Regions from separate parts of the Homo sapiens genome. Here all the other regions are linked to region 5. Evidence: read pairs that join two places in POLR2A ChIA-PET (ENCODE). Cell type or tissue: B cell. All regions are shown on one strand. Each heading gives the region's core, and the rest is flanking DNA. Links, peaks and the distances in the headings are about the cores only. Region 1 has its middle 140 kb from the start of CXCR4. Region 2 has its middle 110 kb from the start of CXCR4. Region 3 has its middle 14 kb from the start of CXCR4. Region 4 has its middle 120 kb from the start of CXCR4. Region 5 has its middle 260 kb from the start of CXCR4.

Region 1 (6,476 bases), core at 966-5,965, 130 kb after region 5:
TAAAGATTGGGGAATTGAGGCTTCAGTTAGTAATCAACAGAGCCAAGATTCAAATTCAGGGAAGAGCCGAAGGAAAGAAGCAGGGCTGGGAGAGAAGGTGAAACTCAAGTGAAACACTGTAAGTAAAGCACTTTCTAGCAATACAAGACTTTGCAAACAGCTATGATTGTAATGTCAGTGAGCATGAGGCAGAGATATGACAATCAAGTGAAGAATACCCAGCTGCCTGCTGAAAATAAAAAACCTAGGGAAACGTTAGTAGTTCATGAGAGAGTCAAAATTTTAAAAGGGCCTCAGGATGGATGCTGGGTGAACTCAGGATAACTGGAAGGAAAAACAAATCAAAAGGAGAACCAGGAGTATTTACTAGCCCCAAAGCCAACAGTGTCAAGCAAAAAAGAGTCAAATGCAGCCAGAGGGTGGAAGAGAAGGAGGCCCAGAAAAGAGTCACTGGATTTTGGAAATTGGGAGGCCACTGGAAACCATCAAAAGAGATGGAGGGTAGGTGACAGAGATGTAGGTTAGAGAGAATGTGGGCAGTGAGGCAGTAAGGACATCAGTGTAGAATCCCCATTCAGAAAGCTTCCCCAGGAAGGAATAAAGGAAATCAAATGCAATGATAGTTTAGGAGATAGGAAGATCAAAAGAAGGAATGAGCTCTTAATATCCAGGAGAGAAGGCAATGTAGAGGTTGAGTACCATTCTCAACTTCTTCACCTGCATGACTTTGGGACTGTTTGTGTAAAGAGAAATTTCTGTCATTGCTGCTGTACCTAATTAGAAAACATCTCCTCATTTTTCATCCTACCAAACTCTATTAATTCTTCCTGTTCAGTATCCCTTGGATTTACCTTCCCTTTTCTGCCATACTCTCTGAGAGCAGGCTTGTCTCATGGACCTCTGTGCCATCCTTCTTGCTCACTTTCCAAGCTTCCCACCCCTTCCCACAACTTGAATCTGAACCAGATTAACCTGTCATAAAATCTAGTTTGCAAACATGAAAAGCACTGTACGGTGAAAGCACCCCAATATGCATTGGTTCAAGTCAGAAACCTTCAAAAATGCAAGAAGTTTCATCAGGAGCCTCCATTCCCCAAAGCCAGCCTTTCCTTAAACCCCTCCAAATACACCTTGACAGTCTGAAGACTGTCCTCAGCCTTCGCTGCACGTTAGACTCATCAGGGAAGCTCTAAAAATGCTGAGGCCCAAGCTCGTTCCAGAGATTCTTTAATTAGGTCTGCAGCGGGTCAAGGCAAGGGTATATTTTAAAAACTCCCTTGCCAATTATTTCCTGGTTCTCTTTACTGCTCTATGGGATACTCATAAACCCTGCTCTGAGCCTTTGCTCAGCAATGCTTTCCATGCCTGAGACATTTTCCTTCTTCCTTTCTATGAATCTGAATGCCACATTTCCCAAAGGCCTAATACAGTCTGACTTTTTTTAGGAAGTCTTTCCAGACCACCCCAGTCAGTAATTATCTTCCTCATCTCTAAGTTCTGATAACTCTTACAGATGGCACTGCAAAATTCAGCCCTTAATTCAATCAATATGTGCCTTCGAGGAGTTTATAGTCATGGTTTGGTATGGTTGGTATGTGATGCACACAAAGCAGAGACAGCTGCATGTAGAAGGGCAGGGGAGCATGGAGGCCCCAGTACAGCCAGGAGGCCCCTGGAGCTTCAGGCAGCAGGACATGGGTCTGGATCTGTAGTCAGAGGGGAGGTCAGGAAAGAGCTTGTACACCAGCAAAAGATTGGATCCTGTGGTTCTCAAACCCTTATTAGTCCTGGAGCTGTGTTTCAAGGAAATTCTGCAGAAGAACAGCAGGTGGGTTCCCTCCTCACCTCCCCACCTCCTAGATATCCCCTTGTGGGTGTCACACAACTAGGACTTTGAAACAGTTTGAAAACCATTGTCATAAGCCATTGAGCTTCTCAAAGGCAAAGACATAGGTTTTCTATAATTATTTTATGTGAACAAATCTCAACTCTCCAATAGATTTACAACTCTTAAAGGCAAGAAACCTGCCTCTTATGTTTTCGCATCCCCTAGAGCACCTTGTCATTCTGGTGATAGAGTATAATAAAGAGTTAAAACACAAGCTTGAGGAAAGGAGGCTACCCACAGTTGGGAATCATAGAAGACAGAATTTCCAAAGGGCTATTAATCGTTTCAAGATTGATTTAAACATCTAAGTGGTACATGAGGAATAGAAGTGAGGTGACTTCCAAGAACTTGGAAATGCAGTTAGTTGCTCTTGAAGATTTAGGTTGGCAAAACTCATGCACAATGGCTGAAGTTAGCTATTATACTAAATGAAAGAAAACCATAGCCTAAAAGAGTTTCTGTGAGTGTGTGCCCAAAGAATTTGGGAACAACTCAGATTCGTTTCAAGGTGACAGGATTGAAATGAAATTGGATTTAACCAATGGAGAACAAATCAGCTGTTTTGTATACGGCCTGGAGAAGTTCTGTAGAAACAGAGAGTGAGCACACAGAAAAAGTGAAAACGCAGGATCAGAGGTTGGCTGTGTTTACCCATGACTTCCAGGGGAAAGAGAGACAACTGGGTGGACAGAAGCCACAGCAGTAGGGGAGCGTACCCTCTGTGAGGGTCTAACCGAGACCTGCATCTGCCAAGGTTTATGGCTGCAAACTCAGCAACTGACTCTGGACTATTTCAAGAAAACAGTTGGGAATAGCGGGTAGGGGGATGCTCTGTTGGATGGAGTAGTATGGAAAACCACAGAGGATCAATACAGGGACTGGAAACCAGGTTCAGAATAGATGAAAACCTGAAGGTCTTTGTCACAGAAGCTATTGCTCAGCTTCACCTGGGTGCTCTCCCCAGCATAAATAAACTCCAACCATACTTCCAGCATTCAAGACACAAAGTTCTGGGAGAGAGTATGATGGGTTAAGCTGAGGTCACATGCCTACTTCTCAGAGGAAGGCTCTGTTAGGAGGAGCCTTCAACCTTTAACAGAGGAGGGTACATATTGCACCAACCAATCTCCCAAAGCCTGAACATGATGGGAGAGAGAAAGATCCCTAAAAGGGAACTGGGGTGCTCAGTGGGAAAAGTCACTGGGCAGTCAATATCCACAACACAGTCTGAGGAACTCCAGGGTTGTTCTCTGGCCTTTGTCCTGACCCTGTGCTCACCTGGCCACCTTTTCACTTCCAATCCACCGTCCCTGCACTGGGGCAGAGGCTTCTTCCCTGACAGCAGTTGTAAACCTTCCTTTCCAAAAGAAGGAAGATCCCTCACTGTAAGTTAGCAGGATTGTCAATCAGCTAGGACCATGTTTACCTCAAGGCAGAGCTCCTGAGTCAGGTCTTGAGATGCGTGAGGGTGAAAGCCAGCCTCTGACAGACAGCTGGCCTCACCCACGAGCTCCACCTGGCTGCAAGCCTCTCCACGCTGTGGCAGTGACAGGCCCCACACTGCCAGTCTGGATCCAGAAATCTGCCACGAGGTTGACTTTCTTTGGATATACTTTGTGAATTTCCACTTTCATCCATATGAAATTAAAAATCCACCTACAAATTTTTCATCACAAAATAAAGTGTGCCTTTTCCAATCATTCCTGGACCGTCTGTTGCTACTTGAGTGATTTGCCCATCGTGTAATGGAGACTGGTTCCCTGTTACATCACTAACCATAAGCTTGAGGAAGTCAGTCCTATAAATATGCTACTCAGGCACGAATAAACGGGTCAATGACAACAGGTGCTGAGACTTCAGAGTCAGATATACTAAGGCTGCCATGATAATATTTATCTTTTGGATCATATCTAGAGTGAAAGGCCTTTTAACAAACCCTTGATTCGGTTTCCTTATTTTTCAGATGAGGAAACTGAAGCCCAGAAAGGGGAAGTGACTTGCTCAAAATTATCTAGCTCATAAGTGGAAGAACTAAGAAAACCTGATCTCATCCATCCTTTCCATTACATCATTACACTGTCTTTAAAAATCAGAAATTTCATCAACTTTCCAAGTCTCTTAAAATTAGTGAGTGCTCTCATCACTGACCCTTTGTATCCAAACAGGAGATGCTGATGCTGCACTTGCTTCAATATGATACTCAGTGAAAAGCTAATAATTAGCAAACTCAAGAATTGTAGTGCCCTGATAATTCACATTTCTGGTAATCTACTGAAAAAAAAATGGGTGGGCAAGATCTTTTTTAGAAATACATTATTACAAACATTCCTAAGTTGTGTGTGTGTACACGTGTGTGTGTGTGCACGTGTGTGTCAAACAGAAAAAGTAATTTTCCACCGTAGTAAATATCATCAATGTCAGATGCAGCCTCTGAAGTGAGGGCCCTGTCAAATCACATTTCTGCTGCATCACCTTGAGCAAGTTCCTTAACTTATTTGAAGGTCAGTTTCCTCTTCTATGAAATAAATAACCTACCTCAACTTGTTGTTTTCATTAGATAATCCACAGAAAACATTTGGCACAGTGTTTGGCCAATAGCAAGCCCTTGAGTTTTTTAAGTTCTTAAGTTATATTAACATAATGAAACCTTTGGTGTTTGCTTTTTCACAAGGCCCTAAGAACACCTCCCTGATGTTTCAAGGCATAGCACTGGTTCTCAAACTTGGCTTGTTTCGAATCACCTGGGGAGTTTTAAAAAGTGCAGGTGCCAAGGATACACTCCTGAAGATTCTGGCTCAATTAGTTTAAGGTGTACTTGGGACTTTCCCCCATTGTATAAAGCTCCCAGGGGACCTTGTATGCAGTAAAGTTTGAGAACCAGTGATCTACAAAACTGAACCTATAACCAGAGAACAGGCAAGACAAGGACCATCAAGCATTCAAGCTTACAGTCACCGCAACATCACTCCATCTCCCTACCTCATTAAGATCACACTGAGAAAGAACCTGTAGCTGCAGGTTCTTCCCCTGTCCCAGAGATCTCGAGTCTTCTCTTTCCAAAATATTTCAGATAAAAGAGGCCAGGCACAGCAGCTCATGTCTGTAATCTCAGCACTTTGGGAAGCCAAGGCAGGAGGATCTCTTGAGGTCAGGAGTTTGAGACCAGCCTGAGCAACGTGATGACACCCTGTCTCTACTAAAAAATGTAAAAATTAGCTGAGCATGGTGGTGCATGCCTGTAGTCCCAGCTACTCAGCAGGCTGAAGTGGGAGGACGACTTGAGTCCAGGAGTTCAAGGTTACATGGAGCTATGGTCATGCCACTATGTTCTAGCCTGTGTGACAGAGCGAGACCCTGTCTCAAAGAAAAAAAAGAAAGAGACAGAGAGATTAGCCTAAAATTGAACTAACTCCAGACCTTACCTGGTAGGTGATTTTGGAGTGGGGGGAGGGAGGTGGAGGGCATGTCAAATCTTTTCCCATTTTCTCCTACAAGAAGAGTAGCTTGGAAGAAAAAAACCCAGTTCACCAAAAGTACAGAGATGACTGTCCTGGAAATCAAGGGAGTCATTGTTTTATTTGCAATATGGAGTAATGTGTTCTTATTTATTCCTATAATTTTTTTTTTCCTACCTGTTAGTGAGGCCTTGAGTTTGGCTGCATTTTAACAAGACACAAGAGAATCAGAGGAAGCTTTTGACTGGGGCTGGACTTTGTTTTCCAGGCTTGCTGGGATAAAGGGGAATCAGGCATGTGATCTCCTTTTCCAGCTAATTTCACAGAAGACCTGGAAGAGGAAGGCAGCCTGGAGAGTCCCTATGAGGGTACCCACTGGCCCAGATTTTACCCTTTTGCTGGCCTGGCCTGAAGGATCCCAGCATGCTGCCACCAGGCCACTGCAGCTGTTCACGTGCCCCTGTTTGGGGAAGTGAGGCCTGGGAAAGCAACGGCGCAGGGTTATAGTTTGTTCCACATCAACGGAATCTTGACCTGAGAGCTGGCTTCCTCCTCTCAGCATGCTGGTCCTGGCAAGTCCCATCACAAGCCAGCCTTCCCAAAGAGGAACGCCTTACGGTTGGCTCCAGCCCCTCAGCTTCCTCTTTCTTCCCTAGTTCCCTTGCAAGGATGACCCCAGGGCCCCTGGTTCCCAGCAGCTCCAAGATGGTGAGAATCTGAAGTATGGCAGAACAGAACTGGGACCAATGGCCTGAAGCCAGCAGGAGGCTGATTTCAACTCAAGTAAACAATAACTTCCCAAGAGTCCCATCTGGGGGCAGTCTCAGTAGTTAGAGATCCACATCAGGGCAGGTGTTTACACAGGGCCATAGAAGAGATTCTGAAACCAGATGAAGTTTGACCAGTTGTTCTCAAAGATCCTGTCCCCACCAGAAAGTACATGTCTATGAATCTTCAAGTTAGCATCAATTCCCCAAGACAGAAATAGGAGTAAGAAATCATTTTCTTACTGTTTCAAACTTGTAAATATGAAACATTTCAATCATACTGACATGTAGAGAAAATAATATACTAGATCTGTAGAAGCCCATCACCAGAATGAAACATGTTTTGCCATATTGGCCTTAGATTGA
Region 2 (6,476 bases), core at 775-5,774, 160 kb after region 5:
GGTTTTCCATTCCTGAGTTACTTCACTTAGAATAATGGTCTCCAATTCTGTGTGGGTTGTTGCAAATGCCATTATTTCATTCCTTTTTATGGCTGAGTAGTACTCCATGGTATATATATACCACAATTTCTTTAACCACTCGTTGATTGATGGGCATTTGGCTGGTTTCATATTTTTGCAATTGTAAATTGTGCTGCTATAAACATGTATGTGCAAGTATCTTTTTCATATGATGACTTCTTTTTCTCTGGATAGGCACCCAATAGTGGGATTGCTGGATCAAATGGTAGTTCTCCTTTTAGTTCTTTAAGGAATCTCCACACTGTTTGCATAGTGGTTGTGCTAGTTTACATTCTGATCAGCAGTGTAAAAGTGTTCTCTTTTCACCACATCTATACCAACATCTATTATTTTTTTGCTTTTTTGATTATGGCCATTCTTGCAGGAGTAAGGTGGTACGGAATTTTGGTTTTGATTTGCATTTCCCTGATCATTAGTAATGATGAGCATTTTTTCATGTTTGTTGGACATTTGTGTATCTTCTTTTGAGAATTGTCTATTCATGTCATTAGCCCACTTTTTGATGGGATTGTTTGGTTTTCTTCTTGCTGATTTGTTTGAGTTCCTTGTAGATTCTGGATATTAGTCTTTTGTCAGATGTCTAGGTTGTGAAGATTTATCCCACTCCATGGTTGCCTGTTTACTCTGCTGATTATTTCTTTTGCTGTGCAGAAGCTTTTTAGTTTAATTAAGTCCCATCTATTTATCTTTGTTTTTGTTGCATTTGCTTTTGAGTTTTTGGTCACGAAGTCCTTACCTACACCAATGAAAAGACAAGATTCTTTACCAAAAAATGGTATCAACCAAGACAACAAAAGGAACTACTAATAACAAAGAATACATGAAGAACACAACTGAAATATACATCCCCAGTGGACTTATATATTATAAAACTGGTGTTGGGAAGGAAGACAATACCTTCTAAAATTGCCACTTGGAAATCTAAATTGAGAATTTGTCACCAAAAGCATGTAGGGCAAGTCTTCCCCATTGAGTACATATTCCTTGATTTACACATGCACACACACACATACACATATGCTCACAAAGCATGAATGCACATATGCATGCACACAGTGTATGCCTGAAACTTGCAAGTACTTTAAATGTTTACAAGTGAAATAGTATGGAAACATTTCAGAGGTGCTTTGTCTTTGCCACTAGACCAATTATGCAATTATATTCTATTTAGTGAGCCTTCATTATAGTCTCACATTGTGCCAGTTACTTTTATGAGGATTTAATACACACCCAAACTGAGGCAAATTGCTTCATATGTATTATTTCATTTGCTCCTCACGCCTCCTCCTTTTTTTCATGAGGAAACTGTAGTTTCAACCAGTAAATAATCTACGGAAGTTTCCTCAGTGAATGAAGAGCAGAACTATGAACCCAAGGTTGTCTGTTGGACTCCAAAATCTAAGGACTCAAGCACTACCCTAACCTGGGTCCACACAAAAGACAACCATGATACTTAAAATCTTTTAGTCCTCGCAGTACCTTGAATATAGTAGGTGTGACGGATGAGTGGATGGAGGGATGGATGGATGGATAAATGGAAGGATGGATGGATGGACAAATGGACAGATTGGGGAGATGAAGAGTGTTTTTTCTCTCCATAATAATGGATGTATATAAACAAACATCCTTCTGGATATGGAGAGCCTCTATTACTATCTATAGTAGGTAGGTAGGTAGGTAAGTAGGTAGGTAGGTAGAAAATCAAAACACTTGATTTATCTGTTTCATGAATTTAATTTTCCCTTAGAGTTTCCTTTAACCTTTGCATCTCAATATACAGCACAGATGGAAGTATTTAGAAATGAGGTTTCCTAAATTGTGCCTTTATGCCCTGAGCTCATTTGAGGAACACATGAAAATAGCAAGTCTAGGGCCTAATCCCTACATGGATCTGGTGGTTTCACCAGCTCTTGCCATACCAAACCTTTCTGTGCAGCCAGCTGCCTCCCCTGAACAGGAGAGGCCTGGCCACAGCAACCTCCAGGAAAAAAAAGGTTGGGGGGATGTCTGCACACCCACATCTGCTATATAGCAACCCCCATGCCCCAAGCAGAGCCACAAAATCCTCTCCATATAAGGAGATCAGAATTTCTCAGGATGGCCAAACCTTGAGCATGAAATTAGGAAACCCAAGTAAGGAAGAAAAAACCTGCACATGAGCTGCATGAAGCACTGGCACCAGGGCTGACACCAGAGCCAGGGCAGTCCATGTCTGACCAGCCACAGGCCCTGCACAAGTGGGGCACTCCTACATAAACACTGATGGGACACTCTAGGAAGGTTTTTGCACACATTGTTTAATGAATCTTCATCTTGCTGACGTTCATATTGTGTTGATCCCATTCTGCAGATGAGGTAAGGTTTCCAAGAGGTCAGATGATTTACAGGACAGAGCCAAGAGTCAAGCCCGAGTCTGTCTGATTTCGAAGCTAGGATGCTTCCAAACACACTGAACTCCTAATGGTCCCTTCCTGTTCCTGACCCATCCATCTGTCACCCAGCTGCACAGTACAGCTCCCCAGGTGCACAGTAATGTGAGACTTAGTTAAATAACAGTAGTAAAGACCCATATAAAATGTTTACAGCTATATTAAGTTTTCCTCATTGCAGAGTGACTGGGTGCTTCCTGCATCTGATGAGCATTTGGCTTTAAGATGTAACCAAGACTGCTCAAAGTACACAAACACAGCCCACAGGAGAGTGGACACTGTGTCAAAGGTGGGGAAATGACCAGTGTGATCCATTTTGTGTGCAAGCTACGACGATGCTAGAGACTTTGGTCCAGTGGGTCTCCCTGAGATGAAAATAAGACCCTAGTGCAAAACAGTAAGCATGTTGATGCATGTTCCTGGGAACACAGCTTTCACCTATTTCCCAAAGAGGAGCTAGGACCCCCCAGAAGATGGGAAGCATCATCTCAGGGATTCCTTTTAATGACCAATTTTTTAGGTGTCATCCCAGGGCAGCTGTGGAAAAGGCTCAGTGTCAGCACCTGTTTGGCATTCAAAGCCAAACACAGGCTATATTCCAAACCTTCTGTGCTTTGTCTTCCAGGACAGGAAATGCAGATTAACATCCTAAACAGACCCCTCTCCAAGTTAAATTCAGGATTCTCCTGAATCCCTGTCCAATCTGCCTGCAGTACTTCACCATGAGCTACAGTGCTTGCAGAGCTGTACTGTGTTCATTACCAGGCACACACTTCACAGCTGATATCAAATTTCCACAGACAACAACTGTGAAAGCAGGCAGCTAACTGGCCCTTAGCTGTTAGCCAAAGAGCATAGATTCTCAAGAAAGAGAAGTCAAGGATGAAGCCACGGCAAGATTGACATTTGGAATCTAAATTTGACACTGCTGGAAAGGTCCAAAGCCCTCAAGCCCTTGTGCTCTGGAAGGCATTGTTTCACTAAAAAGGGGAAGGATGTCCCCAACAGGTCAAGCAAATGTTTTCGGGACACTGTGGGGTTCCCAGCCACAAACCGCGTGTCAAAACAGAGACCTCGAAGGTGTAGGCATCAGACAGAATTGACGTGAGGCCAAGGGAACAGGAAACAATAAGATAATAACCCTCACTGAAGCCTAGAAACCAAGACCAAACAAACGCACACCCAGGGTCCCTGGGATGTCACATCACAGGCCTCCTGCCAGGGAGTGCTGAGGGGGCACAGAGCTGCCCTCCCTTGCCATCTCTCTGAAGCCCCCACCTTGAATTCTATGCAAAAGCTGTGCTCCCCTACAGCTAGTCTGGAAGGGAAAGAACTTTCTTTAAACTACAGCTGAGGAAGTCAAGACTTCAAGAAGCAGTTTGAATAGCAGGGAGCTGGATAGAGAGCAGGCACAAGATCCAAAGTTTCCTCCACAAAGAATCAGTCAGGTCTGCAGTCTCACTTTTATATCTAATAGGAAATCTAAGGAGCAGAGGACATGGCCCCAGCAAAACATTATAATAAGAAAACCCATGATATACAATGTATGACTTCTTACCATAAACATGCATTACTTTTCTATTTCTTTAAAAGCCACTAAAAATATAAAAAATAAAAATTCAATGAAGTAGATATCATGGGTATTATTGTCACCACATTCTATGAGTAACTCCTGTACCCAAGATCACATAGTTAACTAGTGGAGAACTAGAACTCAGGCCTTCTAACGTTTAACTATTTCTTCAGTTCACCTCACCAGAGGCATCTAAAATAGCTGCCTGGTTCCAACTTTTTATAGGCGGTTTCGTAGCAGTAAAGGTGACTTTACAGGCCAAAGGAATGGTGACTCCCTTCAGATGTCAGCAAGGTGGGAGAAAGAGCCTGGATGACTGTCTTATTCAGCTGAGGCTTCCTGTATACTTTGCACACACAGATGACAGCCTCCCATGCCCTGGGCACTCCTCAAGGTTCTGGGAATGCAAAGGTGTTAAGAAATGGACCCCAGGCCAGGCGCAATGGCTCACGTCTATAATCCCAGCATTTTGGGAAGCCAAGGCGGGCGGATCACAAGGTCAGGACTTCGAGACCAGCCTGGCCAATGTGGTGAAACCCCATCGCTACTAAAAATACAAAAATTAGCCAGGAATGGTGGCACACACCTGTAGTCCCAGCTACTCGGGAGGCTGAGGCAGAAGAATCACTTGAACCCGGAAGGTGGAGGTTGCAGTGAGCTGAGATTAAGTCACTGCACTCCAGCCTGGGCAACAGGCGAGACTCCATCTCAAAAAAAAAAAAAAGAAAGAAAGAAAGAAATGGACCCCAGCTGCCTGAGTTCTCACAGAGCATGGTGGGGGGGCAGAGAAGTAAAGAGAATTCACAACACGGCATGAGAGTACTGAGATGGTAGTGGGTGCAGGATGCCACAGCAGCATTTACCGATGTTTATTGGGTCCCACATTAGGCCAGGCCCTGGGGATTCAGGGACAAATAGGAGGAGGTCCTTATCTTTGAGGATCCCTCTAGCCAGGGGAAGTAAATTAACTCAGCCTAATGGGATCAGCCAATAAGTGCTTTAGTGGACATTTGAATAGAACTCAGAGGATGGAGGAGAGGATTCTGAGCTGCAGGACACCTGGCACTCACTGTGCAACTAGCAAAGGCCCACATTCAGTGCTGCCCAAATGCACTGCCGTCTCTTCTGCCGCTGTGGTCCTCCACCCTTCCCTCTGATTGTTAGAATAACTGAGAAAGTTCAGGGGTTCGCTTCACTTCAAAGCGATTTTCCTCATTGTAGTTGTTCTTGCTGTTCTTGTGAAGCAATCCTTCAGCTCCCTGTTTGCCTTCTCCTTATCATTGTTTTCTCTGCCAGACCTGGTGGGGTCTTCAGAGAGAAATCCATTCGGGAATAACCCTCCTCCCAGAAAAGTCCATCAAAGGCAGCTCCTGTGGGTAAAAGGCTCCACAAGCGGAGGGCAGCTGTAGGAACCACACCAGATGCTCTCGTGGGTCAATAGGTCAAGCCCAACAAAAACTCGAGCTCATATTTCTGAACCTGAGGGCCTCAATAAACTTTAGAGGGCATTTTGAGTATTAAGGTGATACTTGTAAAAATAACTAGAAGTGTGGCATTTCTACTACGGTGTGAAAGCAAAGTAAAATTGGAAATGGCTGACGAATGGCTGTCATGGAGTCAAGCAAGAGAACTGAAAAACATGCTGGGAAAAGAAAACACTTGAAGAGTATTCTAAATTGATCCTCCAACACAAGGAGGCAGTTCAAGTGTAGAGGTTGGATATAAATCGAAAGGGAGCCTCAGTCCTCTGGAAGGAAGAAGGAAGCCTGAGAGTATTTGCAGGTCTCTCCATGGAGCAATAACACAGAAGCTAACAGTGAACGTTTTCTTTTTTTTTTTTGAGACAGAGTCTCGCTCTGTCACCCAGACTGGAGTGCAGTGGCACTATCTCGGCTCACTGCAACCTCTACCTCCTGGGTTCAAGTGATTCTCCTGCCTCAGCCTCCCGAGTACCTGGGACTACAGGTGTGTGCCACCACACCCAGCTAATTTTTGTATTTTAGTAGAGACGGGGATTCACCATGTTGGCCAGGCTGGTCTCAAACTCCTGACTTCAGGTGATCTGCCCGCCTTGGCCTCTCAAAGTGCTGGGATTACAGGCGTTAGCCACCGCACCCGGCCAGTGAATATTTTCAACAGCTTGCTTTCTTCTGCTAAGCACGGCGCCTTGCTAAATAAAGGTGGATCCTAGTAAGCATTGCTTAAATGAATATTGTAGTGTGATTATTTTCACTAGAATTATGTTTGCATTGCAAATGTTGGTGCATCTATTGATGTGGCCTATAGGCCTTCACATTATTTTTATAAAGGCAAATGAACTAAGGGGATGGCCCCACGTGTCTCAAGGCCTCAACCAACTACTCTTCTTCCTTTCTGTCCCTCTCTCAGCAGCA
Region 3 (6,476 bases), core at 662-5,661, 250 kb after region 5:
CCGCCAAGGTGGGAGGATGGCTTGAGCCCAGGAGTTCGAGACACCCTGGGCAACATCTCGAGATCTTGTCTCCAAAAAAATAAAAGTTAGACGGGCATGGTGGCCTGTGTCTGTAGTCCTAACTACTCGAGAGACTAAGGTGGGAGGATCACTTGACTCAGGAGGCAGAGGCTGCAGTGAGCCATGATTATGCCTCTGCATTCCAGCCTAGACAACAGAGCAACACACTGTCTCAAAAAAGAAAAGAAAGGAAAGAAAAATCACTGCTGCAATCTGTGTGAAGTGAGGTCAGGGAGGAGACCACCATGGATATAGCAATGGCCTTTGATAAAAAGGAGCCGGAAGGTAATATTCGGTAAATCAAGTGAGGCCAAACTCTGGGAGGTCAGGAATGCTAAGAGGATGATGGCAACCAGAGGATGATGGTTTAAAAAAAAATTAGGAAAGAAAAATCCAAGCCACTAGAAAGCTGCACATAGCAAACCACTCAGCTCAGTGTTAGAATCTGACGTTGGTGAGTGTTTTCCTATCCTTGAAAAGAGTGCTTTCGGGCTTCCCTTTGGTAGCTGGGTCCCCCACCCCGCACCCCCACCCCCTCAACTTTGAAGTTTTGACTCTCTTTCTCAACACCTGAAAAGACAGGCTGAGTTTCACCTTGGGAAAATGCAAAATAGTCAGCTGCAGTGAAGAAAAAATGATTTGCAACCTCAGTCACAGATTTCTTTGAAACACTGTTGTAAAGGGAATTCTGAAAGGACCACTGACTCATTTCAGACAGTGAGCCAGGGTGAATGTTTAATGTGGTGAGTCGGTGACCGAGGAAACCACTTCTCTTTTGGAGCTGTTCATTCTGACTCTTCTTATCTGGGTGCCTTTACCAAACAAACAAGTATCATCTCTTACTTGGGGACACCTGGTTGGCATTTGCAAAAAGAAAGGAGTTCCAAGAAGAGCTAAAATTATCAACAGCAGAGACAGCTCAGTTTCTGCTATCTACGGGTTCACCCACAGGGATATCATAATCAAGAAGCAAAGTGATCGATTTGGGAAGTGAGGGGTGAAGGAACAAAGATTCATAAAGAACAATGGGATTGGAGGTATAAAATATACCCTGCTCCCCATACCCAAAATGGAAAGTGCCACTTGGTAGGTGGCCATGTGCTGCATAAAACATAGCAGACAGTTAATGTCAACTCAAACCATTCTAGCAAGACATTAACTTAGAGGAAACGCCAGGAAACTGAGAGGTTGGAAGAAAGAAGAGGTGTATTCCTATGGACAGCTAGCTGCGAGGTCATCCTAGTCTGTTGCTGGTACATTCTACTTCAACCTAGAGCTGACAGCGTAGAAAAGTATGACTCATCTCTAAATAAGATCCCTGGACAGACTCATGGAAGTTCTGCTGCTCCCCAGAGAAGATCACCTGGTGGTCATAGGTTTAAAGACCTTACGAGGCTGGCCCATGGGCCGAGATGCCATTGTGCAGGGCAGCAAGGCCCACTTAGGTAAGAATATACCACATGATTGGCCTCACTGTAGAGGCCATCCCTCGCTTGGAAGCCATCTGGAAGTAGATTTGAACTTCTAAGTGACATCTTAAACAGCCCAAGTCCCAGTGATCATTAAGATCCCTGTGACCAAAAGAAGAATCTCTCCTGATCACTTGTGCACTCCTCAGGGACCAGGCAGGAAACATGGGGGCTGGGCTGCTGCCTTGAAAGCAGCCTTTTGTTACCCCCTCACACTGGAGCAGCTGTAAGAAATGGGTGGCTGCTGGCTGAGTGCAGTGGCTCACACCTGCAATCACAGCACTTTGGGAGACTGAGGCAGGAGGATTGCTTGAGGCCAGGAGTTCAAGACCAGCCTGGGCAATAGAGTGAGACCCCATCTCTACAACAAAAATTAGCTGGGCATGGTGGCACACACCTGTAGTCCCACCTACTTAGGAGGATGAGACAGGAGGGTTGCTTGAGCCCAGGAGTTAAAGGCTGCAATAAGCCATACTCACACTACTGCACTCTAGCCTGGGTGACAGAGTAAGATCCAAGAAAAGAAAAGAAGACAAGAAAAGAAAAGAGAAAATAAAAGTGGCTGCCACCCCCCTGCTCACCATCAGCTTCTGGGGGAACCCAGTGAGGCACCCATCTGCTATGGGTATGAGAGAGAACATCAAGCATCTGGCTTTCCTGATCTTAATGTCTCTTCACATTAAGAATGAGGTGAGCTTCTGATTCTCTTGTCCTGCTCCTTCCACCATAGTCTCTATATGGGCTTTTATCTTCTAGAGAGGAGCACGCCCACCCCAGGACTGGTACCCAGCAGGTGTACCACCAATGTTGATGATACTGATGACTAGACTTGCAGCAGGAGGCAGGCACTATTATTATCTCCACTTCACAGATGAAGAAACTGAGGCCCTAATCCATCAAGTAACTTGCCAAAGCCCCTCTGCTAGTGAGCCCAGGTCTCTTAGGATGAAGGGAGGAACTGAGTGTGTCAGAAGCTCTTAAACAGCACTGCCCCCTCCCTGATTCCAGCAGTGTCAGTCTCCTGCCGCTGGGCTCCCACCTACTTGTGTTTGCAGTCTCACTTGTGGGTTCGAGGTCATAACTCTCTGTCGCTCCTCAAGTGCTCGTCACACCCACTGTTCCCTGGTTTCATTTGTACATTGGGGTTCCAACTGTCAGTCCCCAGCCGGCACACAGGTTTCACTTCCCTGAACCCTAATTCACTCATTTTTGAAATAGGGATCTATCTACCAGAGTGGGTGTGAGAAATAAGAAACGGGGTATAAATATAAAGCCTGCAGGAGCCCCACCATGACGCTGTTCACGCCTTAGTGAGCACTTCACAAACAAAAAGCACCGTGATGAGGTATTTGTGTCCTTTCATAACAATCTTCTCTCTCAACTCTGGCTGACATCAGAATCACCTCGAGCATTATTTGAAAAGGCGAATGCTCAAAGCCCCGCCCCAACCCTGCCAAATCAGAAACAACCAAGGTGGAGGTCCTGGAATCTGAATTTACTTTATAGTAAACAGCGCTACCTGTTAATGCAGGGATCAGGGCCAAGCTAACGTTCATCCCACAGGGAGGTTCTATAAGGGATTCCTGCCGAGAGTGGGAGGTAGGTTTAGAGGACCTGAAAGCTCCTCCACAAATAACAACCCCCTTATGTAGTTGGTTCTCGGTTGATAGCTCCCTGCTGCAAGCAGTGTGGTGATCAGTGTACAGAGAAATATTTTTTCCATCCTATTCCACACTGGTCGTGTCCCAAGCTCCACTCTCTGGCAGCCCAAGTAGGGGTAGATAGGCTCTGGGCACCAGACAAAAACTGTATTCCCTTTAGGGCTGCCTTTCCTCTGCGGAACATGAAGATCACTTTTAACAACCACAAAGTTTCATGAACCACCAGATGAAAGCCAATCGTGCTGGTAGTGTGGTAATGTCTGTTGACGAACAACATTCGTTTTTGGCTTTTTTTTTTCTTTTTTTTTTTTTTGAGACAGGGTCTTACTCTCTCACCCAGGCTGGAATGCAGTAGTGCAATCTTGATTCACTGCAACCTCCGTGTCCCAGGTTCAAGCGAATCTCGTGCCTCGGCCTACTGGGTAACTGGGATTACAGGCGCCTGCCACCACACCCAGCTATTTTTTGTATTTTTAGTAGAGATGGCGTTTCACCATGTTGGCCAGGCTGGTCTCAAACTCCTGACCTCAGGTGATCCACCCACCTCAGCCCCCCAGAGTGCTGGGATTACAAGCATGAGCCACCGTGCCCGGCCCAAACAACATTCTTAAACACACACACACACACACACACACACACACACACACACACACACACAAAACTCCTATGAATTCAAGACACTTCCAAACCAATTCCATATTTTATGAATCACAATAGCATCCACATGCATTTCAAAAATTGTAGCACATTATATATTCAATCTACAGGAAGATTTGGCACTTGGGGGTATTTAGACCCTTCACAATAACTTCCCTTGGGGTCCACTGCTCACAGATTGAGAACCAGCCTGCACCACCTGACAGAGTCAAAGGTCAGTGATGAGCTCACCTTACCCCCCACATTCCCCTTTCCAGTAAATCACCCAAAAACCCAACTGTGGAAGAGCATGTTTGAGATGAGCCACTGGTAAGTAACCGAAGGGCCAGAAACATAATCTGAGGCCAAGAAGGAAAGAGAAAATGGGTCTGAAAACAAACAAATGGATGAGAAGGAGAAAGCTGAGGTGTAAAGACCAGGCGGAAATCTATTTGGATAGCTCAGGTGGAAAGTTTTAAAAGTCTGGGCTAGCCACACAGTGGTGGGAATTGCAAGGCTGCTAATGGATAGAAGAGATCTTGGAGAACCAGCATATGATGACTCACTGATGTGAGAAAGAAGGAGGAGGTGAAGGAAGCCTGGAATTTCAGCTAAGATGTGAAGAATGGAGCCACACTCTGAGAACCTACATATAATAACAAGTTATATTTAGGGCCAGCTTGGAACTGCACTCTAAGAACCAAAGTTGGACACTCAAAAGTAGACCAGGACACTTGGCAAAGCAACAGTTATAAGGGACCAAAGGTCTGGAAGCAAAGGGTGCCTATTTTCCTTAAGAACGACTGTGATAAAATTTACAGATAAAGGCATAAGTCTAGAGCAAGTTATTTTCAATGTTCTGCTAAAAATTATATTTGCAGTTAAGGAGTCCTGAAATTATTTAAACTTCGGGTGCCTTGGTATGACATTCCAACAATGTGCCCAACCAGGAAGTGGGTGCTGTAGTGGTAATGTGGACTGCCGTAAAGCTCAGCTTCAGAGTCCATCTCTCCTGCAAAACTTTCCCAGGGCACATTGGGTTGGAACAACTTGTTTCTCATCTGAACTACTGAGCCCCAACCCTGCTCATTCTGATACTATTGGTCTGATGGGGGACACTATCAACTCCTTATTTTCTGTGTAATTCATCTTTAACCATAAAAGTTACACATGATTGTATTGGAACTATTATTACATCACAGATGTTGATTTGAACTCGTATTTAAGCTTCTTGTGACACTTGCTTCTTTCCTTCTGCCTTTCTTCCCATAGAAAAAAGTCCCCAGCACTAACTGATACCCACATACTGATTTCTTTGATCTAACAAATGTCCTTCCCCCTAAAATCCAGATTTGGCCTTACCCAGGTAGTAACCTTAGAAATGTAAGGAAAGGATCTCAAAGCCTGCATTTTTTTTTGTCTGCCAAGTTTTGCCACCTCCGATCGTTGTTGTTTGAGATGTGACAGGAGATGAAGTCACTTCGATGACATAAGTAACAGGATATCATTGTGCTACACAAAAGCCCACAAGTCAGATGCAGGTGGTGACTGAGAAACCAACATACAAACTTTGAAAAATACAAGGGTAAGCCTTCAGACTTTCTCTAAACAGCATCCCCTCCCCTCCGAAATAGTCTCTCCCCTTGACCTCCATTCTTCACATCTTAGCTGAAATTCCAGTCTCCCTTCATCTCTCCCTTCTTTCTCAGCCCCACATCAATAAGTCACCAGATGCTGGTTCTCCAAGATCTCTTCCACCCATTAGCAGCCTTGCAATTGCCACCATGTGTGGCTAGCCCAGACCTTTACAACCTTCCACCTGAGCTATCCAGATAGATTTCTGTCTGGTCTGTCCACCTTAGCTTTCTCGTTCCAATTCATTTGACACTACATTTATAGATTAATTATTCTAAAGCCAAGCTCTGAGCATATTATTCTCCAACCCCAAATCTTCATAGTTTTGCTGTTACTTGATAGAATAAAGTCCAGACCTCTTAGCCTTGTCTATAAAACCATCTATGCTCTGGCCTAATGTACCCCTGCAGACAGAACTCCAGCCTATATTCCAGTCAAACTAGCTGATCCCTGTTTGCAGCTCCAACGTTTCATTCATGCCTTCTCACTTGAGTCAGGCTTTCCTCCTTCCTGCTGAATACCTTCCAATCAATACCTACCCATTCTTCACATGCCTTTCCTATGTGAAAGGCCTCCTCTTTCCCTGCTGGGCCTTGTTTGTACTTCACTTGCACTGCCCATCCTGCTCTGGCTTTTATCACAGTTTTTTATGTCCCTATTTTATCTCCCATACTGGACTTAGGTGTCTTGAGGCTAAGGACTGTATGCTATTCATCTAGTGTCTCTCCCAGCACCTAGCAGAGCTCTGCACATTGTAGGCACTCAAAATAGTTTGTGGAAAGAAGGAAGGGAGGAAGAGGAGGAAAGATAGGAGGATGGAAGGAAGGGGGAGAATGAAGAGACCTCAGAAATAAAAGAGAAGGAAATCAAAAGGGGCAAGAGGGAGTAGGAAGAGAAGCCACTGTAGAAGAAAGCAGGTCATGAAGATACACGGAAAAAAATAAAATGCTATGGGATAGATCCCGGGCCATGTGAGAGTATGAGTACCAGATTTGCAAGGGAGAAGAACTGAGGA
Region 4 (6,476 bases), core at 902-5,901, 140 kb after region 5:
GTGGAGTTCACAGTCCACAGCCATCTCGGAACATCTCAGAACGTCCCACAGCCCATCTGTGCCAGGTCACCCAGAGATGGAGGTGGACAGACAGTGTGGGATGGCCCTGCACCCTGAAACTCCCAGGCACTACCTTGCATTGTCAGTTTCTAATTTTACACACACTGGGGAGAGGTCTGCTGTGGGCCAGGCTGGCCACCAGCGCTGGGTAAGTAGGGACTGGCCTAGCCACAGGCCTCAAGGATGCCGAAGTCTGGTGGGGGAGACAAGCATGGAGAGAGACAGAGATGGCAGAGGCCAGGACAGGAAGCCTCTGGGCATCCTGGCTGAGGACAGGGTGGCACACCCAGAGGAGAGTGAATCGTGGAAATGCCGAAAGCTAAAGAGAAGGTAGGAACCCTAGGGCTGGGGTAAAAATGTATAGGGTTCAGTTGGAGAGTGATGTGGAAGGATTCCCACACTGAGATTTCAGTGCAGTTTCAACCACTTCCTAGCTATGTGACCTCAGACTTGACCTCCCAGAGCCGCAGTTTCCTATCCCATAAAATAAGAATGATAATAATTCCTACCTCTCAAGATTATTGTGTTGACAACACAAGAAATCAGGTGTGAGAACATGAGCACACAATACGTACTCAATAAAATGGAACAACAACAACCACTCACTGAGCCCTTTTCATACACTTCTCATATGTATAACACAACCTGAAGGAACTGTCTGTCCTTAGCCCCAGCTTTCAGATAAGGAAACAGAGAAGAGAAGGAGATAAATGGTGAAGCCAGAACATGAACCCAGGTCTGTCGCATGCCGGAGGCTTCACTGTAATACTAAGCCATAAGCAAATATATTTTTGAAAGAGAGGATGTTCAAAAATCATAGTATCTCTGATTATCATGATAATCAAAAGTAGCAGCTTATTGGAATTTCATTCAGGATTAGAAAAATTGGTCTGTATCCAGAGGATACTACTAATCTCTTCCTTGTATTGAGGACTTACTGGGTGCAAGGCACTGTACCAAGCACTGTTAGAACACCACACAAAACACCTTGGTTTATTATTTTATAGATATACCAAGAGGGACTTGAAAAGATTAAGTGCCTCCCTAAGGGCATTCGGTAAGTGAAAATGGCTAAGCCAAGATTTGGACGGAAGGCTCCTAGTCCTTGTTGCCTTGTTCCAGTCCAGTCCTGCTGTACTGCAGATTCCCACCAGAGATCACAGAGCAGAACATGCAAAAGGTAAGACTCCTGGGACACATGAGGTATTTCCCAGATGATATCCTCACTGGGACTGGTATCAGACTTGGTGGAGGTGAGAAGGAAGAAAAAGAAAGGGAACAGAGACAGAGTCCAACCCCAGGGTGAGCCGCTGTCCTTTCTACAGGCCACCAAGAAACTCCTGCTGCCCTGATTGACCTCTGTTAGAGCTTCAGGGACAGGGTGTAGGAAGACACCTTCCTACATGGAAGCAGCAATTAGAGGGACTCTAGAAATCTCATTTCACCGCAGGTGTCCATCCCTTTCTGGTGGCATTGATAACTTTGTGATGGCCCCATCTGCTTTGGATGGCTTCTCCATAAACTCCAGGCACGTCAGATTTCTTTTGTCTGTATGGGTGAAAGGCCATTTGTTGTTGTTTGCTGGTTGGCTGGTTTGGTTTCTTTTTTGAGATGGAGTCTTGCTCTGTCGCCCAGGCTGGAGTGGAGTGCAGTAGCATGATCTCAGCTCACTGCAAGCTCCACATCCCAGGTTCACACGATTCTCCTGCCTCAGCCTCCTGAGTAGCTGGGACTACAGGTGCCCGCCACCAAGCCTGACTAATTTTTTTTTTTTTTGTATTTTTAGTAGAGACAGGGTTTTACCGTGTTAGCCAGGATGGTCTCAATCTCCTGACCTCATGATCCACCCACCTCAGCCTCCCAAAGTGCTGGGATTACAGGTGTGAGCCACCGCGCCTGGCCAGTTTGGTTTCTTTTGTCAACTAAAAATGAAATGCAGGCCTTCTAAACTGACGCTGGATGTGGAAGCCCACTGACAGGTGGGTTCCTTCCCTCTCCCCATCTAAAACCTCCCATCCATCCATGATGCCTGTCCTTCCAACCTCATGAGGTGGCTTTGGAGAAGAAATGAGGTCATTTAAAGCATTACAACAAAACAAGGGAGTTTTTGTTTGGTTTGGGATTTGGTTGGTTTTTCCCTTGTTTTAAGTCATGACACTGAGCAGTATTGCCTCTCTTTCAATGGGTAAGGTAAGCACTTAATTCTGTAGTTCTAACTGAGGAATATGAAGGCCTGAGCTGGGATGTTGCTGAGCATGTGTGTCTCACATGTATGTGTGTGCACGTGCACACACACACACACTCTTACACAATTAGCCAGACAGACTTCCAACATGCCCCTCCATCATCACCCAGGTAAGACAAGTGAAGGGAGAATTCAGAGACAAGAGATTTTCCTTGCTCTTGTGACCCTATTGGCAGAAACACTGGAGGCCTAGACATTTCCACAGCTCCAGTGGTCCCACTGCTTGAGGTGAAAGTAGGAGAGAAGAGGAGAGGAGATTTGGCCTTCACCTCCCATGCCCCTGGGAAGTAGGGCAGTCAGAGGCAGCTCATCTGGAAACTGAGCCTTTGTGAAGTCCAGCTACAGCCTTGGAGATGCTGGTGGAACATACCCACAGCCATGCTCTGATTCTTCACAGCTGCCACAGCTAACCATTGCTTTTGCTCAGTGAAGACCTCACATGGAGAAGGAGCAGAATGTCAAGCCTCAAGTGTTTGTTTCTTTTTTTTTTTTTTTGAGACAGAGTCTCGCTCTGTCGCCCAGGCTGGAGTGCAGTGGAGCGATCTCAGCTCACTGCAACCTCTGCCTCCGGGGTTCACGCCATTCTCCTGTCTCAGCCTCCCGAGTAGCTGGGATTACAGGCACCCACCACCATGCCTGGCCAATTTTTGTATAGTAGAGATGGGGTTTCACCATGTTGGCCAAGCTGGTCTTAAAATCCTGACCTCAGGTGATCCGCCCACCTTGGCCTCCCAAAGTGCTCAGATTACAGGCGTGAGCTACCATGCCCAGCCTGTTTCGATGTTTTTTATAGATTCCCCCCGCCACACCCACAAGCTGCCATTGCCTTTAGGTAGGACAAATGTCCTCTCTTCTCACTTATCTTAGACAATTCCTTAAATCCATCCCTCTACTTTGACTAAAATATAAGCTAAGTCTGGAAAAGCTCAGGCCAGGAAGCTGTGTAAGTGATATCATAAATGTTCTACTCATGGATATAAATGTCTTAGGGCTTTGTCCCCTTCCAGCAAAAGTCAGGCCATTCTGTGGAAAGAAAGGTTAAATGAAGTGAAAATTAGTGACTAAAATGTTCCTCTTTCTTTAGTGAGAAAAAGCAAATCTGCATTTAGCAGCTTTTCTGCTGTCCCAACTCCAGGTATTTAACTGGAGCTAACCACTTTTGAAGTGAAGAGAAAAAGGGAGAGAAGTGAACCCAAGGATGGGAAAGGAGACAGGGCGAGACACCAGAAGGATGGCTGAGCCTGTTATGCCCAAAGCACCCTCATTCTAGAGCTGCATCTACGGGACTGGTAGTTCTCCTTAAGAGAGAGAGAACCACCGTTGAATTATTTGTAGGGACAGGGCAGAGATCACCCACTCCCACCACATCCACACAAGGGGGAGAAAGTCCCAATGTCTGAAAAACAAAAACTTATAAATAGGGAAGTGTCTGAGGCTAAGAAAACCAGCAGACACCTGACAATTTTCCTTACGCAAATCTCAACTAGTATACCAAAACAAGTGACTAAAGCTGGCATCACTTATGAAGAAGTTGACCTCTGTTTTCTACAGTCAGATGACTAGAGTCAGAGTCTTAAAAAACAGGAAGTGCCAGATGTAGTATCAAATGACCCAGACAGTGAAAAGTAAGGCAGAAAACTAAATTGGAAGACAGGAAGTCACAATCACACCACAAACAATACAGATATTTGTCTGAGATATGCTTGGCGGGGTGCCTTATCACGGCCAGAAAATGGAGGAGCACGGCCGAGATGTTTAGCAGAGGCCAGGCCACCAGCAAGGGCCAAACTGACACCCTCCTGGAAACCTCTTCTCTGCAGCTGAGAAAAACTTCAGGGCTTATATTGCTGGATGAAAGTGCCATTTGCAGGCTTAAGGCCAAATACCATTACTAAGCCCTGGGATTTAGCTCCTGAAAGAAAATCTCTGGCCCTCCCCCACCCCACCTCCTCCTTGCCCATCGTAAGAGTAGTGGCCCTCTAGTGTTTCTGGCAATGATTCCTCCTCCAGGTAACAGCATGTTCACCTTGCCCACCCCTCCCCTACTCTCAGTCTCCACTCAGCTGATTTGAGTTGGCCCATGATGCTGACAGCAAACCCCTGGTCATACTGACTGATTCAGGAGTTACCCTTTTGGAGCCCACAAACATGACTCCTGAGATTCTGCTGGAACTATTGGGAAATATAAGCTGTTCATCAACTGGAATTACTAATCTGGTAGCACAAAATCTTAACAGCTGCCAGAAGCTACCATGTGGACAGAACCTGCTGGGGAATTAAAACCAACACAAAGGAAAGCAGCACAATTAACACAGAGAAAAAAAAGAGACTTTGTCTTTAGGATTTGATTCCAAACTCCTGGATCCATCTTTACCTGAAGCTAGGCCACACTGCTGGATGTTTCAGCAGTGAGTCCAATCATCTCTTCTGATGGTTTCAGCTGGGAATCTGTTCAAAGAGTTATAATACAGTAAGCAAAGGGTCTAGTTTCTGGTCTTTATGAGGTATTCAGCAGGACCCTCTCTCCTCTTCATTTGTACTGATTGTCTGCAACTATATTCACCATGAGCCTTAAGCGAAACTTCTTTGTCTCTCTGAATCTTTTCTCCTCTGGGATAAAGAGGTTCAACCAGAACAGGACTCTAAGGTCCTATGCTGAAATGATGATTCCAGAACTTCGTGATATTCTCCTGAAATGTTTCAGATCCATTAAAGCTCAGAATACACTCAACTTTACATTCCAGTGAATGATTTCTATACCTTTTCTATATAGCCCAGAGGGTCAGTATTTGCCTGGACACTTTTTCAATATTACAGAAAACAAGTAAGAAAAATATAAGTTATCTGGAAAATATTGGTTGAGGAAAGTTCTTCAACTAAACATTACCTATGACTCTCTTCTCTAAAATCGAGGTGGCCAAAAGCCACAGGTATCGGAGATGTAAAAGTACTGCCCGTTTCTGCCACCCAAGATTTCTGTGGTCCCTGGGTAGGTGGTAGACTGCTAGTACCACAGACAATATGTGAAGGCACAGTCCTCAGGAAAATACAAGTTCCTTTAAAAAAATTTTTTTGAGACTGTGTCTTGCTCTGTCACCCAGGCTGGAGTGCAGTGGTGGGATCACAGCACTGCAACCTCAAAGTTCCTAAATTTAATTGTACACCTTTTTGATGAACTTTTTATTATCCAAAATTATTTAGGCTGTAAGTGACAAAAACACCAGCTCAAAATGGTTCAGACAAAAAAGCTTATTAATTTGGCTTGTGTAATTTTTTAAACGATCCACATTCAGGTACCCAGGTGCTCAAACACTGTCTTCAGGAACATGTCTCTCTCCCTCTGCCTCTTGGTTTTACTTTATTCTCTGGGCAAGCTCTTCTTATTTATTCATGTAGATAATCTACCAGCAGCTCCAACTTTATACCCTACCAAGTTAGCAGCCCCAGAGGAAAGCAAGCACCTCTTTGTCAATAGTTACATAAAAAACCCCAGAGCTAATACCCATCGGTCCAGCTTGACTTATATGTGTCCATCTCTGAAACAAGCACTATGATGCCAACTGGCCGGACCTAGGTCACACACATATGCCAGTACTCCAGAGGGTGGGGTCAGCTCTATCTGGCCCACACATTGGCTAAGGCTGAGGAAGGGATGCTGACCCCAAGGAAAACTAGAATGCTGCTTCTAAAGGAAGGGGAAATGGATGTGTGGCAGGGAAAAAACAAACACTGCACAGCTCTTGAGCCAAATACAAAAGGCCCAGCCTGGGGTGCAGTATGTTTCCTTCTAAATGGAGGCATCATTCTTTTCTCAAATGGGAGTAAAAAGCCCTATAGAGGGGTAGTGAAGAAGACACAGGAGGTCAGCTCCGTGGGCTGGAATTGAGGGTCAACACAGGCATTTGTCCCATGTGAAACAGCAACCAGTGCTTTGCAGGGCTGTGGAAAAGTTTCATTATTATGTATGAGAAGAACCTAGGAGGCATCTGATGTTGTCAAGGCTGTGCCCTGAGATGTGTTTGATGCCTTCCCTCTGCTCATTCAGGCCCCCATCTGCCTGGACCATTAGGCACTGCCACCATCATCTATGTGGTTAGACAGCACACATAGACCAGGGCCAGCCACTGCAGAGGTAACCGGCACTACCAGGCATCTCACAAGAGCATTGGCA
Region 5 (6,476 bases), core at 775-5,774:
GAGCCCTCATGCTAGTTTAGTTACTCGTTTGTCACAGTGATTTACACTGGGGCTATTCTTGCTTCATTTTCACTCCAATAATGAGCCATTTATGAAAGACTACATGGTACTTGCCTGTTTTATTGCTACAGAGCCCAGCAAGATCCTCAGAATGTTTTCTCAGCAAGCAGAAGATATCCCTCTACATCTTGGGACATGAAAACAGTTCTTGTAGATGTTCCTGAGATTTATAGGTTTGGCTCAGAGGCAGAGACTCTGGCAATGAGCTGTAGTGGGTCTGCCTCACCAGCAGAGAGTGCCCTGTTGTCACTTTTCTCTCCTATTCTCAGGGCTAGGTTGGATGTCGCTCTAGAGCTTGGGCAGAACCAAGAGTCAAGGACGGTACACAAATGGGTTTTTTGTTTTTGGTTTTTAAAGAATGCCTCCTAGCATGATGTCAGACTTGCACCATACATAATTATTTTGCTTTGGGCAATGTCCTTTGACCCAAACTATTGTCAATCCTAACCAAAGAGTAATTTTCTGAATGTTGTGCTTTCATTATTATGACAGCTGCTCATGTTTGCAAACCACTTATTTCAAAACAACACATCATTCAGATCTCCATGATTACAGATGCAGGGACAAGGAGAGAGAAGTGACTCTCTCACTAGCCCATCAGGGCTCCTAGTTCTGACAAGATGGTCATAGCTATGGGCTTCCCATTCCAAAGGCCCACTCCCACCAGCATTCCCTCCGCTCATCTAATTCCAGTCTTCCCAATCATCTTCTTCCAATGGGAGGATAATGGTGACAAATACTCCAGGTCACAGAGCTTTCACCTATGTTAATGGAATGAAGAGGTTGGGTCATTCCTGTGGCCAAAATCTTAATTTAAAGCTGGGGTGGCTGTAGCTCAGATGGTCTATAGCCATGCCTCTGAATTTTATCTGTGTGTAAGACTTACTGGTTCATCAGAACAGATGCTGTCCAAACCTCTTGTCGCAGCCACCACTTTCTTCTTTCACCTCTCTCCAAAGTCTCCCATATCACACTGCCATCCATTTGGTTAGTAGTTTTCATGCACAATCCTTTCCATTTTTCATCACACTTTCACTGCATGATCTCATTAGAATCTCATAATGCAAACTCAAGGTAAGTAGAGAAGGTGTTAATGAGCTTTTCCACTTACCCCAGGCAATAGTTACTCTGTTCTGTGTTCCCATATGTTGCATATTCCTTTATTATAGACATTTTTGCTATAGTGTAGTTATTCCTTTACCAAGTTCTACCACTGTGTGTTTCCTTAAGGCAAGAGTACAGATCTATCTTAACAGGCTTATTGCAGCACCCACCCCCGCCCCCCGCCAAAGCTTTGCAAAGTCCTTGAGATATAGTAAGTATTGAATAAATGTTTGTTGATTTGAATTACTATACCCATTTGACAGATAAGATAATCAAGTCATACAGAGGAGCTAAATAATACAGATGCTACAGCTACTGCTTGAAATGAGTAATGGAAGAACAGGGGATAGTACATGTATGGGCCAACTCGAGGAATAAACAATCAAAGAGAAAACATCTATTGCATTCTGACTCTGGAACAAATGCCCTGAAGAGATATAAAGATAAAATAACAAGACATGATCATAGTCTGAGACTCTCGTCCAGTGACTGGTGGGCCCCTTTAACTACTCTGTATCTCAGTTTTAACTCATTCAAGTGAGCAGGCTGAAGGATAAGATCTATTATGGCTCATTTGCATAGGCTCCTCAGTATTCTGGTTGAGGAAATGCTACGTATCATCTATTTGCACAGATGGACTATAGACATGCCAGCATACGTATGGCCATGGGATTAACAAAACATGCCACATGGGCAAATAGAATCAGGTTGAAAGAGCAGTCCAGACCACCCTGAAAAAAAAAAAAAAAGGCCTAAAGGAAGAGAGAACTTGGAGAACTGAAGAGTGAAGCAGGCTTTATAAGAAGTGAGGCCAGGGCTGTGGCTAAAGTTGAAATTTATACAGGCAAGAATGACTGACGGGGTGGAAATGAATGGAGGGGGTACACAAAGTGTGTGTATTTAGAGGACAGTAATATCAGGAAGCAGGGCAACTACTTTTCCAGTGGTCTATGCCTGGATGTGAAGGGAGGTGTTTGAGGAAAAAAGAAAGCCTGTCTCCACTTCAGTCCAGTGTTATTTCATCTCTCATCTGAACTCCATTCCTGTTTCATTTATCTTGCTGGTCTCCCAATCTAAATTAGGTTTTGCCCCATTGTACAGTCTCACAGCATTCTGAACTTTAACGTCACAGCAAAAATCTTAATTATACATGCAAGTAAGCTGTTCTTTCTCTATTGCCTCTGTCTCCTGCAGGACTGAAAGGTCTTTGAGAGCAAGACCTGCAACTGTTTTATTCACTGCTGAATCCCTTGCACCTAGCATATAGTAGGTGTGCAGTAAATGTCCAGTGAACTACTACATGAAAATCAGGAATATATGAAAAACATGTCTGTCTGATGGCAGGGCCGCCTTCCAGGGCACAGTTGCTCTGGCTGCCTGGGCAGCTTAACTCAAAGTCAAGTGAGGTCGTCAGTGACAGGTGCAACCACCACCCAGGCCGAAACTTTGGAGTTTGAGTGTCACGGAGAGTGAGAATGTCCTATTTCTGTTTGAGAAACACCACCACCAAGTTTCGTCAGCAGACCCTGCCTTTGACGCTGCACCACATCCCCTCCCCATTTCCTCTCAGTCAAAACGGAAGATGCTTTTCTTTCCAAACAAACTTCTCTTGAGCTTCAGGGCCCTCCCAGACCTCCCTAAACCCACCAATCCCAGCACCCTGCCTCCTACTCAGTCCTGCAATGAGTGACTTTGTCTGTACTCATTCAGATCCATACACACCCTGTGGTCGGCTGTGTTTGTTTCTGTTTTTAAAGGGCTGAAGCAACTGAGTCTCAGAAAGAGCAGGTGACTTCTTGAAGGTCACACAGCTAAAAGCCCCGTCAAGGGCATCCAGAGCATAAAGCTTTGTCATGACGCTAGTTGCTATTTAAGTGCTTGCTAGACTCTGCTAAGTGCTTCCTCACATGACCCCTGCCGATCCTCACACCAGCCCTGTGAGATGAGTATATTATGAAGCCCAGTTTATCAGAAGGCCTAAGTCACGAATTAGTTGGATAACCAGCTCAGGGTCACTCTGCTTGAAGTCACAGATCTGATTCTAACTCGGGACCGAAGCTGACCACATAGCCTCAACTCTCCCCTACATACTCATCACATGGCTGCTGGATGATTTTTCTCTGCTTCAGATTCTCACTTATTCCACTGGACGCTCCTTGAGCAATGGAGTCACATGGTGGGACAGGTGGCCCCTGGTCACTGAAAGGCATTCCACCCAGAGGGACCCAACTTCAGGAAGTAACAACCTCTAGCACCCCCACACCTGCCTCCCTACTTTTCTCCACGCCCCTTCTTTCTTGCTCTCCCATCCACTGCAGGCCCCCACCAGGCCTTTCCTCCCTGAACCCAAACTCTCCTCCTCCCAATTATCTTCACACCAAACTCAGCTGGTTTTCTAGGGGGATGCACCTGACAAGCACATTGACTGTGACTAGCACAGCACCTACCCCAAATATGGGGCATCCCTTTACAATTCAAGCACATCTTATTTCAGCCAAATCTACAGGGACCATTTCTGTCAATTCTGTAGTAAAAATTTTATAGCCCGGGGAGTTTCTCCACCAGGGGCACATGTACTTGCATTTTAACACAGAAAAACCTTAGGAGGGAGAAGAAGGCCCCAAACATGAAGGCTGTAAATATGGATGTTCACCTCTTAACCTCTCCTGGCCCCAGCCCTCTGAAGCTGGAGACTTAAGAATAGCTGCTATAGGGGGCCAGACATGATAGCTCAAACCTGTAATCCCAGCACTTTGGGAGGCCAAGGTGGGAGGGGATTACTTGATGTCGGGAGTTTGAGACCAGCCTGACCAACATGGAGAAACCCTGTCTCTACTAAAAATGCAAAAATTAGCTAGGCATGGTGGCGCATGCCTGTAATCCCAGCTATTCAGGAGGCTGAGGCAGGAGAATCGCTTGAACCTGAGAAGCAGAGGTTGTGGTGAGCCAAGATCATGCCATTGCACTCCAATCTGGGCAACAAGAACGAAACTCCATCTCAAAAAAGAAAGAAAGAAAGAAAAGCTGCTATATATCAAGCATCTACTCTGTGCCTTGCCGGCCATTTTTACTTGACCCCTAAAACCACTCCATGCAGTAGGTTGCATTGTCCCAGATTTACAGGTTTTAAAAAATGAGATCCAGGCTGGGCACAGTGGCTCACGCCTGTAATCCCAGCACTTTGGGGGGCCGAGGCAGGTGGATCACTTGAGGCCAGGAGTTCGAGACCAGCCTGGGAAACATGGCAAAACCTCATTTTTACCAAAAAAATATGAAAATTAGCCAGGCGTGGTGGTGTGCATCTTTGTCCCAGCAACTTGGGAGGCTGAGGTGGGAGGATTACTGGAGCCCGGAAAGTCAAGGCTGCAGTGAGCTGTGATCGCACCACTCACTCTAGCCTGGGTGACAAAGCGAGACCCTGTCTCAAAAAACTAAATACATAATAAAAACGAGAGCCAGAGAATAAATAACTTCCTGACTCCAAAGCTTTGCGTATTTGCCACTACAATTGGCTGCCTCCCTGATTCTCTTGGTGAGACTTAAGATTTTGCAAAGCAAAACCCAGCTCTTACCTTCCCACCCGATGCAGGCTAGAGGTTCGATCAGGGAGCCATTTATATTCAGCAGATAGTAGAGCCTGCGTACGATGTACAAGCAAACATTTGTATTCTAATCTGTGATTAGAGTTCTACTTCCAGCTCTGGAGTTCTTACTATATAATTGTGCCCACAAATCCAGTTTGATTTGCTGTTCTGCTTATTTATTCTTTGCATTGGAATTGTTTAGAGTCATTGGACTAACCAAAATTTTTAAATGGCAAATTAAACAAGAGGTGAATGTGCTAGCGTTGGAGCCATATTGATCCAATAGAACACGAAACAGGTCTTTTAATGTATGGATGAAATCTCCAAAGCTATTGACAATTTTCTGCCATGCTTTTTAATCATCACATGCTTGCTCTGGCTTTTGAATTGCCTAACCTTTGGGTGGTAAAATCACAGCATGTTATTTTAATCTCTTTATAATGGACTAGAGTTCACTTCAAATAAACATGTCTCCCTGTGCCCTTGGTAGGAGGCAGGCAGGGTTGAGAGGCAGGGAGTGTTGAGAAGCAGGCTCGTAGCCACATGGATTCCCCAAAAAGCCTGAACTGCACTCTCCATCTGAAAACCACATGGGCTTCTGGGCCTGCTGCTCTTATCTCTAACACTGGGTTCCCAAAACACAGTCCCTGGAGCAGCAGCAGCAGCATCACCTGAGAAACTGTTAGAAACGCAAATTCCCAGTCCCTTACTCAGACCAACCCCCATGTCATGCCATACAGTGGCTTACCAATAGTATTCACACAATAAATATGTATGGCTTACTGAGTTCCTAACACAGGAAAAGGGAACAGAACAGCAATGAGTATAATGGAGCACAGAATGGACCTTGGATGTCTTCGCTTCACATTTGCCTGGGGTTGGCTTCTATTCCCCAAGACAGGGGTTCTCTAACTTGAATGTGCATCCGAATCATCTTAAAACACATATTTCTGGGCTTCACCTCCAGAGTTTCTGACTCAGCAGGTCTAGCTGGGAGCCAAGAATGTGCATTTTAACAAGTTTCCAGGTGATGCTGATGCTGCTGGCACACCTCACTTAGAAAGCCACTGCCCCAGAGGCAGGAGTCACCTGTCTCCAATTTCTGCCTCTTTTTCTGGCCTTGGATACTATACATATTTTTAAGGCCTTCCCTCTCCAAACTTCTCAAAACTTGGCTCAAAAGATTATCTAAAGGCTGGTCCAAAAATTACTAAAACCAGAAGAAGAATGGATGTATTCTCTTTAAAGAAACAGACAGGACTCTGTCTTAATAAGAGAGCAGTTACTTATTCAAGAGCTAGGAAAGGAGGGATGGCACTGTTGTTAGGGATTCATGGTCAATTTTTTTCTTCCATGCAGGTAGAGAACATGGGTTCTTGATGTCTGGTTTCTTTTTGTAAGGTTGCTCCAAGGTCCCTGGTAGGCTTTAGGGTTTGCCCAGCCACAAGATGGCAGTACTCAGCCAGCATTCACATGAAATGCAATACTGGCCCCCAGACTCCTCTTGCTCTTCAGATGATACCCAGAGCAGTGAACTGATGCATTTGATGCAACCAAAATAGGCTCATTTTCCTCCTGGGAAACCTGGCATTGAAGAAATTCTCCATCTAGTAAACTCAGACCCGGGAACAATGACCCTAAACAAGATTACATGCATGCCATTTAGTGTCTAAAGACAGAGCCGTTTCCCACACTCAAATGAGGAAACAAGAGGCTAACTGGTCATAT

The links. Peaks named below come from ENCODE experiments on the same cell type or tissue, not always from the same donor. Only the 100,000 strongest peaks of a DNase experiment are listed, where the experiment ranks them.
Region 1: POLR2A ChIA-PET joins it to region 5 with 13 read pairs; 6 of 35 experiments call an interaction of 5 or more read pairs at or near these places.
Region 2: POLR2A ChIA-PET joins it to region 5 with 11 read pairs; 8 of 35 experiments call an interaction of 5 or more read pairs at or near these places.
Region 3: POLR2A ChIA-PET joins it to region 5 with 40 read pairs; 12 of 35 experiments call an interaction of 5 or more read pairs at or near these places.
Region 4: POLR2A ChIA-PET joins it to region 5 with 33 read pairs; 9 of 35 experiments call an interaction of 5 or more read pairs at or near these places.

What each region holds. Positions count from the first base shown.
Region 1 is chr2:136,253,189-136,259,664 of GRCh38, reverse strand. No RefSeq gene overlaps it. Among named protein-coding and RNA genes, the nearest start is that of CXCR4, 140 kb to the right of the region's middle. In B cell, for the core only: a CTCF peak has its summit at 3,434; DNase peaks (open chromatin) are centred at 3,424, 3,784, 4,764 and 5,854; H3K4me3 peaks cover 546 bases; H3K27ac peaks cover 3,051 bases.
Region 2 is chr2:136,223,316-136,229,791 of GRCh38, reverse strand. No RefSeq gene overlaps it. Among named protein-coding and RNA genes, the nearest start is that of CXCR4, 110 kb to the right of the region's middle. In B cell, for the core only: no CTCF peak of the experiment used is centred there; a DNase peak (open chromatin) is centred at 3,591; H3K27ac peaks cover 3,111 bases.
Region 3 is chr2:136,128,633-136,135,108 of GRCh38, reverse strand. No RefSeq gene overlaps it. Among named protein-coding and RNA genes, the nearest start is that of CXCR4, 14 kb to the right of the region's middle. In B cell, for the core only: no CTCF peak of the experiment used is centred there; DNase peaks (open chromatin) are centred at 838, 1,578, 2,778 and 5,318; H3K4me3 peaks cover 3,292 bases; H3K27ac peaks cover 5,000 bases.
Region 4 is chr2:136,236,363-136,242,838 of GRCh38, reverse strand. No RefSeq gene overlaps it. Among named protein-coding and RNA genes, the nearest start is that of CXCR4, 120 kb to the right of the region's middle. RefSeq lists a silencer at 386-680 and enhancers at 3,601-3,670, 6,303-6,476, 5,900-6,476. In B cell, for the core only: no CTCF peak of the experiment used is centred there; DNase peaks (open chromatin) are centred at 1,628, 2,718 and 3,828; H3K4me3 peaks cover 1,430 bases; H3K27ac peaks cover 5,000 bases.
Region 5 is chr2:136,378,676-136,385,151 of GRCh38, reverse strand. No RefSeq gene overlaps it. Among named protein-coding and RNA genes, the nearest start is that of CXCR4, 260 kb to the right of the region's middle. In B cell, for the core only: a CTCF peak has its summit at 3,763; DNase peaks (open chromatin) are centred at 1,811 and 2,801; H3K4me3 peaks cover 907 bases; H3K27ac peaks cover 2,171 bases.